Regions from separate parts of the Homo sapiens genome. Here region 1 is linked to region 2. Evidence: chromatin contacts called from ENCODE Hi-C or POLR2A ChIA-PET data. All regions are on one chromosome and are shown on one strand. Each heading gives the region's core, a stretch centred on a gene start or an enhancer-like site at or near the end of the contact. The rest is flanking DNA. Distances are from core to core; before and after follow the strand shown. Region 1 has its middle 26 kb from the start of PCSEAT. Region 2 has its middle 19 kb from the start of TMPRSS2.

The links. Hi-C counts contacts between places; a loop is a spot of excess contacts on that map. ChIA-PET counts read pairs that join two places held with the same protein, here RNA polymerase II (POLR2A).
Region 1: a map of Caco-2 shows a loop between it and region 2 (4-fold over the local background). The contact joins two enhancer-like sites. A Hi-C loop is called at or near these places in 4 of 168 maps with a recorded cell type or tissue (Caco-2, Calu3, GM13976 and 1 more). POLR2A ChIA-PET finds 5 or more read pairs at or near these places in 6 of 52 experiments (Caco-2, H1, MCF 10A and 3 more).

Annotation. Positions count from the first base shown.
Region 1 is chr21:41,603,804-41,608,280 of GRCh38, forward strand. It overlaps the pseudogene LOC124905060. Among named protein-coding and RNA genes, the nearest start is that of PCSEAT, 26 kb to the left of the region's middle. RefSeq lists enhancers at 631-1,507, 1,508-2,383. Within about 2 kb of position 1,953, at least 2 of the 41 ENCODE cell types and tissues checked have a DNase peak (open chromatin) inside an H3K27ac peak, as active enhancers do.
Region 2 is chr21:41,525,157-41,529,147 of GRCh38, forward strand. No RefSeq gene overlaps it. Among named protein-coding and RNA genes, the nearest start is that of TMPRSS2, 19 kb to the left of the region's middle. RefSeq lists enhancers at 267-2,269, 1,137-1,628, 3,966-3,991 and a cis regulatory region at 829-2,257. Within about 2 kb of position 1,720, at least 7 of the 41 ENCODE cell types and tissues checked have a DNase peak (open chromatin) inside an H3K27ac peak, as active enhancers do.

The DNA.
Region 1 (4,477 bases), core at 703-3,202, 79 kb after region 2:
TAAGGACTCAGCAAAGAGGCTGCAGCAACCTCCCCAATGTGAGAGGCTCCCACTCGGCTCTAAACTAGAGTCTTTCCCCCGGCCCCATCCCACCCCTCCAAGAACCTCCTTCTCCCCGCAGAGCCAAAACTCCCCAAGATGCCATCCATGCTCCTTGTTTCATGCGCCCCCCAGTGCAAAAACTGGAGCAACAGTCCAGGTTTTGGAATTTGCCCTGTTTGAGTCTTTTTCTCTTTTTTTCTTTTTCTGTTTTTTGTTTTTTGTTTTTTGTTTTTTTGGGTCAGAGTCGCTCCCTGTCACCCAGGCTGGAGTGCAGTGGTGCAATCTTGGCTCACTGCAAACTCCGCCTCCCGGGTTCAAGCAATTCTTCAGCCTCAGCCTCCCAAGTAGCTGGGATTACAGGTGCGTGCCACCACGCCCAGCTAATTTTTATATTTTTAGTAGAGACAGGGTTTCACCTTGCTGGTCAGGCTGGTCTTGAACTCCTGACATCAGGTGATCCACCCGCCTCAGCCTCCCAAAGTGTTGGGATTATAGGTGTGAGCCACCGCACCCAGCCTGAGTCTTTTCTTTCTTTCTTTCTTTCTCTTTCTTTCTTTCTTTTCTTTCTTTCTTTCTTTCTTTCTTTCTTTCTTTCTTTCTTTCTTTCTTTCTTTCTTTCTTTCTTTCTGTTTCTTTCTTTCTCTTTCTTTCTTTCTTTGTCTTTCTTTCTTTCTTTGTCTTTCTTTCTCTCTCTCTTCTTTCTTCTTTCTTTCTTTTTTTTTCTCATTTCTTCTTTTTCATGTTGGACAGATAATGTGCCCAGCAGCAAGGCTTGAGGGAGGCATGTCCCACCCAGGAGGATGAAAGCCCAGTCATCCTGCTGATGTGTCACAGGGAATCTGAGCATTTCCATCCCCAGCTCCCTGCTTTCCGGTCTGCAGTCCCCTCCCTGGGAGCTAGGGCAACCTTCCTTCTTTCTCGTCTCCTCCCACCCGACCAGGGTCCTGGCTTCTGAGTGAGGGAAGCTCTAGAATCCCTTTAGGCCAGTGCGGGACGAGCCATATGATTGATTCAAGGGGACCCAGTTCAACGCGAACATGCGGGTCCCTTGTTCAAAAAGCATCAAGACTTTGTCAACGGCAGCAGCCTCGCGTTGAGCCCAGTGCCCAGTGCCGGCTCCCAGCCCAGGAGGTTGACCTCAGGCCAGGAGCTGACCCTAAAGGAACAGGGAAGAGAGGGATTCAGCTGCCTTGGGGACTGGGGTGTCCCAAACGAGTGAAGACCAGCTGTGCCTGCCAGTTCAGAGCAGGCACAGCATAATCGCCCCGGGAGTGGAGGCCGCAGCAGGATTTGGACCGGGTCTGGAGGTTGTTTTCCTCCATCTGCAAATGAGGAATGTGAGGCCAAGGATAAAGTTAAGTTGGTGCAAAAGTCATTGTGGTTTTTGCATTAACGTAATAAAAGCTACAGCCATCAATTGTTGACAGCCAGGCCTCATGTTTTCTTTGTAACCCACAACCCTATTGAGGGCTGCTCCCGTTATCCCATTTTACAGATGAGGAAACTGAGTGGCTACGAGTTTCCACTCCCAGAAAGAGACGGAGCTGGGTTAGAACCTGGCTCCAGGCTGACTCTGAAGCTGGTGGTACCGCCTTCCACTGCGGTGACCTTCCAGACTCCCATTCACAATCTCTTCCCCTCGTCAGCCCAGCCCCTTTCCTAGGCTACAGGCAAGCTCGGGCTGCTCACGCAAGGCCTGCGGGCAAAGACTGGAGGTGCCAGGCTCCAAGTGGGCAGTGGGGCTGGGATGGAGCTGTGTGCAGGGCGCATGTCCAAAGCCCCTGTACAGTGGCTGGGGGCCAGCCTCAGGCCCAGCCGGCCGTGGGTGAGCAGAGCAGGCTGCCCTTGCACACAGAGCCCTGTAACCTGATGGAGCAGACTGCTCTTGCACAAAGGGCCCTGCAACCTGAGCCTGTTGACTTTGGGGAGGAGCCCAAGGGAGCCGAGGCCTCTGGGCGCACACACTGCCGGCAGGGGTTAAAAGCAAGCTGGCCCGGATTTGAAGCGTGTGGAAGCCTGACCTGAGATACGGGGAGAAGACACCAGCAGCCCCGGGCTTTGTTCTTGGGATGTTTTGGATTGGGATTTCTCAGTCTCCAGTTAAGGAAGTGTGGGGCTCTGTACGCTTGAGGTTTCACAGCTATTCCCTGAGAGGGTGTCCGTTCTCCTCCTCGCCTTCCCCTGGAACATCTCTGGTTTTTGCAAATGGCCCCATGTGCTGAGGGGTGAGGCGGGCACTGGCTCTCTCCCTGTGTGCAGGCGTCTTCCCCACTGTCGCAGGCTGAATGGTGGCCCCAAAAAGACACATCCAAGTCCTAAGCCCCGGTATCTTGGAGGTGACCTTATTTGGGAGCAGGGCCTTTACAGATGGAATCAAGGTGAGGTGAGGTCAGACCTGAGTAGGGTGGGCGCTAAGTCCAAAGACTCCGGAGAAGCGACAGACACAGAGACAGGAGAAAGGCACGTGAAGGTGGAGGCAGAGACTGCAGTGAGGCAGCCCACGAGCCAGGGATTACAGGCGTGAGCCACCGCGCCCCGCTGAGAACTGCTTTTTAAACAGCCAACTGGGGCCAGACGTGGTGGATCATGCCTGTAATCCCAGCACTTTGGGAGGCCAAGACCGGCAGATCACCTAAGGTCAGGAGTTTGAGACCAGCCTGGCCAAGATGGTGAAACCCCGTCTCTACTAAAAATACAAAAATTAGCCAGGCGTGGTGGTGGGCACCTGTAATCCCAGCTGCTAGGGAGGCTGAGGCAGGAGAATCGCTTGAACCCCAGAGGCGGTTGTTGCAGCCAGCTGAGACTGTGCCGTTGCACTCCAGCCTAGGTGACAAAGCAAGACTCAGTCTCAAAAAATAAATAAATAAAGATAAAGTAAAATTAAAAAGCCTACTGGCCCTTTCTGTTCCCAGGAGTCCTTCCCTTTTACCCTGCCAGTACTGTACTTGCTGCCAACATCCTGTGGAACGTGGTGACATTAGCAAAAGAAGAGAGATGGGGCACACCCTGCACTAGTCGGCTCACCAGGCCTGCAGGAGACCCAGGTCCTTCCTCATCTGCACCCCTGTAGTTCCTCCCAACACACCGAGATGGGTTGTGGAGGGACCATGGGTCCAGCAAGGCTGAAGAGCGGCCTTGGCAAGTACCTTTGTTCTTCCAGGACACAGGAAAACAGGCTAGAATAGGACTGTGTAAGAGACCCTTTTTGCAAACAGCAACATTGACAAAGGTAGGGCAGTCCTGCCTGTCCTATTTTGCCTTTTCTCAAACATAAGGATTCCCTGTTGTCATGGATCAAATAGTGTTCCCCTAAATTTCGTGTCCACCCAGAACCTCATAATGTGACCGTTTTGGAAATGGGGTCTACGCAGATGCAGTTGTTTAAAGTCCTGGAGAGGAGATCATCCTGGAATACCCACATGGGCCTTGAATCCAAAGACTGGTGTTCTCATAAGAAGAGAGGACACAGCGAGACAGACAGCCATGTGAGGAGGCAGGCAGAGACGGGAAGGCTGCAACCACACACCAAGAATGCTGGGGACTGCCAGCTACCACCACCAGCGGGGAGAGAGGCTAGGGGTGGTCTCTCCCTCGGAGCTCTGAGAAGGCACCAACCCTGCCAACACCCTGATTTTAGGATTTTGGCCTCTAGAATGATGAGATACTAGTTGTTAATTGTTGTTTGAAGCTATAACGTGTTTGATATTCTGCCATGGCAGTCCTAGGGGCCTAACACACTTTGGCATTCTGTCTGGCAGGAGATCCCAGTCACCCCCTACTTTTAAAGCCCTGTGATCATAGGGTGTCAGAGGAGCAGCGTGTCTTGGAGAACTGCTAGTCCAGAGTCCCTGTCCTGTGTTCCATGACACCCAATGTCCCTTAAGAGGGAAAGAGGTTGGCTCATGCCTGTAATCCCAGCACTTTGGGAGGCCAAGACAAGCAGATCACAAGGTCAGGAGACCGAGACTATCCCGGCTAACATGGTGAAATCCCATCTGTACTAAAAATACAAAAAAAAAAAAAAAAATAGCTGAGCATGGTGGCAGGCGCCTGTAGTCCCAGCTACTTGGGAGGCTGAGTCAGGAGAATGGCGTGAACCCAGGAGGTGGAGCTTGCAGTGAGCCGAGATCATGTCACTGCACTCCAGCCTGGTGACAGAGCGAGACTCCGTCTCAAAAAAAAAAAAAAAAATGGGAAGAGGTGCCCCGTGAGAAAACATTCCAGGTTCAGTAAGGTGGGGACCACCTCGTATCAGCTCTCTGCTGTAGGGAAATTTATACCAGCACATCACAGGGTCTGAGACGTCCTTGAGGAAGTGAAAACACCAAAGCCAGAGGTTTTCAGGACAGAGTTCCAACATAGGATCTTTTCTTTAACGCCCACTAATGTACCAAAGACAAAGAGCCATGAGCGTATCTAGGGAGAACCGAGCGTG
Region 2 (3,991 bases), core at 470-2,969:
CAAAGGGTCCGTGAAACACGCAGATCCATAGGGATGGGGGCGACAAGCTTCCGTGCTGAACAGGAGCGACCCTGGGGTGGCTGCCCGTCGCAGATGGCTAGGTCACTCCTCTTTCATTTCTTCAGGGACAAAGAAGCACTACACTGTGAGCCTGCTGTTATCACTCCCAACATCTGGTCAGGAAGCAAACCAACTGATCAAGGAGCAACATAGTTCATCCTACTTGAGCACCTCTACTTCCAGATTTTGGGATATGTAACATGCTGAGAACAAGTTAATTATCTATGCACATATATGTGTATGTGTGTATGCATGTGTATACACATACGTGTACAAACAGGCATATATACAGTATGTATACATAAATATAAATATAGTTAAATATATATTTATATTTATAAATATATAGTTAAAGATTCAAATACACAAGTGCCCATTTTTCCCATTGGTTTTTGGAAACTGTAGCTGCTTTAGCCAATCTGTCCTTTAAGAAACAAGAACTTCGGCCAGGTGCAGTGGCTCAGGCCTGTAATCCTAACACTTATGGGGGGCCAAAGTGGGTTGATCACTTGAGGTCAGGAGCTTGAGACCAGCCTGGCCAACATGGTGACACCCTGTCTACTAAAAATACAAAAATTAGCCAAGCATGGTGGTACACACCTGTAATCCCAGCTACTCGGGAGGCTGAGGGAGGAGAATCCTTAAACCTTGCAGGCAGAGGTTGCAGTGAGCAGAGATTGCGCCACTGCACTCCAGCCTGGGTGACAGAGTGAGACTCTGTCTCAAAAAAAAAAAAAACAAAACCAGAAATGAAAGCTTAAACCACCTGTGCCTCACACCGCAAACAGCTCCCTGTGTAATTAAGGAGAGACTTTGCTCTTCCACCGTTTCCATTCACGTGACTGGCAAAGTCGTTCCAGGAGACTCCAGCCCCAGTAAATGGAATGGGGCAAATTTCTCATGGAAACCTCCAGAAAGACCCATCAGCTCTTCAATGGAAAGCAGCAACTTTGTGCTCTAAGATTCTTTGAATCTCTCACTTAAACCCCTTGCCTGGCTGTTTCCACCAAGCTTGGGCTGGTGCAACATGGTCCACACTCACTCCTCATCAACCCCTCGACCCCTCGACCCCTCGACAGGGAATGTTCCACTTTATCCCAACTCCAATCTTCAGGGGGTTCCAACCTTGCCCTCCTGCCTCCCAGGCACTGCGTGGCTTCCGTTATCACCGTGACTAATAAGCTCATTTTGTGTTGGTGTGTTAGGGATCTGGAGAGCCTATATCTGCCAATAACCAATGTCATATGTAAATATACAGTGATAAACTACTCAATAAAACTAACAAAGAAAATAAAACTGGCTATGTTCCTGGTTGTAAAAGTCTTCCAATCATGGGAACAAAATGTCTGCTGTAAAATAGTAAAGAATTCTACTATAAAAAGAAAGCGGGGCGTGGGGAAGGTACTTCCTTCTTTACCTACTCTGTCCTTCAAAAATCACCTGCAACCCCTTAGGCTAATGGCAGTTTGAAAATTGTTTTAATATCTGAGATCCTAAAAAAATGGTCAAGAATTTCAAGATTCCTGCACAAGTTTGAGTTAGAGCTTTTAGATGATGAGGTCGTCACAGGTGACAGGAGGTCACAGGCGACAGGAGGTCACAGGCATGTGTGTAGTGATTATGCTCGCCTCCTGGGTGTCACCCAGCCCCGTGTGTGAGATGCACGTGGAAGGCGAAAGCACCTGTGCTCAGCGCCTGTGAGCTGGCTCAGCCAGGCCTTTAACTGCTCGCTGGAACACTGATTCCTGGTCACCCCAGGCAGCACACTGGGAGGGACTGGAGCTTACCCCCAGGGTGGACTGTAGGTGCTGGGGTAGGGGTGAGGATACCCACCTGCCCAAAGGATAAGGAAGATGCACCAAATCATGCAGGGTGGAGCGTATCAGCTCCAGGGACCCCTTAGGTCAGAGCACAGATTTGCCTTTCACGGTACCTGTAACTACTTCTGTAATCTCATACACAGATTGCTCAGCTTCCCTGAGAATTAGTTGCTTTATCCATAAAATAGGCATAATAACGTATTGCTGGGTCATGAAGAATTAAATTAACCAATGAATAGAGAGAGACTTGTGGACTACAAAGAGCTGGGCAAATACAAGGTATATTTTCCAAGAAGTAGATAATTCAGGTAACTTGCAAAGCAGCCTAGGGCTGGACTGGGCTGGACAGAGACACCCATACCTAGGGTTGCCATGTGTAGTTGTTCAGGTTGTATACGGTACAAACGTAGGGATGACTTTCACATTTGTAGTCATGAAGGATATGTATATTTAACATGACATTTTCCTGCGGATGCCTTAAAATGTCTTATGGAAAGGATGATGTATTCATATTCATAAGAAAACGTTGAACAAACTCATGGTGAGGTTATCTGTCCATGCCCTATTTTGTAAGATGAAAGAAATTAAACCTTAAGGCTGAACTCTCTTCTACGTGGGTTGCAACACTGAATCACAGTTTTGTATCTTAATTGTTCTTTGACTTACATATACAGCTGGAGGGCAGAAATAAAAGCATCAGCTTTTAAAAATGCATCAATCAACTTTAGATTGATCCAGAACAAAGCTGTCAGTTGATTGTAGTGGGCCAAACCAGGTACGATGTGTCTTACTAGAAACACAGAAGTTTACAAACATTTGAACTGACATCTTAAAACTAGGAGACTTCACATAAAATTCAGCTTTCCAGCTTCTCTTTAAAACATGGAAGACCTGGCTCACTGGGCCACCTTTTAGAGGAGCAGGAAGGAGCTCCTCAGCCCTGCGGGCATCTGAGTGGCAGCCCTGCAGGCAACTGAAATTCCACTGTCCTAAGCTGTTCCAGGAGGCGCTGGGGTCCGGTCAACCCCCGAAGCCCAGCAGCGAGCTCCAGAGACCCCGTCTCCCCACAGAATGGAGGTCAGAAGCTGCCGCCAAGCACATGAAACATCTTGGCTTCCCTCTGTGCACTCTCTCCGCTTCCTAACTTCCCTAGCTTAGAAACAATGAGGAAAACGCTGGGCGCAGTGGCTCACGCCTGTAATCCCAGCACTTTGGGAGGCCGAGGTTGGTGGATCACCTGAGATCAGGAGTTCGAGACCAGCCTGGCCAACATGGTGAAACCCCATCTCTACTAAAAATACAAAAATTATCTGGTTGTGGTGGTGGGCGCTTGTAATCCCAGCTGCTCGGGAGGCTGAGGCAGGAGAATCACTTGAACCCGGGAGGCAGAAGTTGCAGTGAGCCGAGATCATACCATTGCACTCCAGCCTGGGTGATGGAGAGAGACTCTGTCTCAAAAAAAAAGAAAAAGAAAAAGAAAAGAAACAATGAGGAAAACGATGGAGGCCCCACACCTGCACCCCCTGCATCTGCTCTGCAGGATGGCTGCACACATTTACTGCCCACCTGTGCTGGGAAGTTCAAAGAGAGCAGAACATGCAGCTTCCTGAAGCTTGTGTCCCAGCAGGGAAGGCACAAACTAACACATAATGAATGTGCAGTGCCAGTGCCAAAAAAAAAAAAAAATGTAAAGCCAGGATAAGAGGCCAGCCTGACCATCGAAGGGGCTCCATCTCCGGCAGGAGTCTGGGAGGGTGTCCATACGCAGGAGAAGCAGCAGGTGCCTCTGCTGGGGGAGGAGCCTTCATGAGGGCAGTGAGAGTGCATTATGGAAGGCCCTGAACACTGCAGGAAGGATTCAGAATTGTATTCTGGATGGCTGGGACCAGAGAAATCACATACCCTGGTTAACACTTCAGAAGAAACAGTCTGCTCTTTGCTGTGTTACATTTTTTTTTTAGTAGAGATGGGGTTTCACCATGTTGGCCAGGCTGGTCTTGAACACCTGACCTTAAGTGATCCGCCCACCTTGGCCTTCCAAAGTGCTGGGATTACAGGCGTGAGCCACCGCACCCGGCCTATCTGCTGTGTTACAAACGACGTGCCAGGAG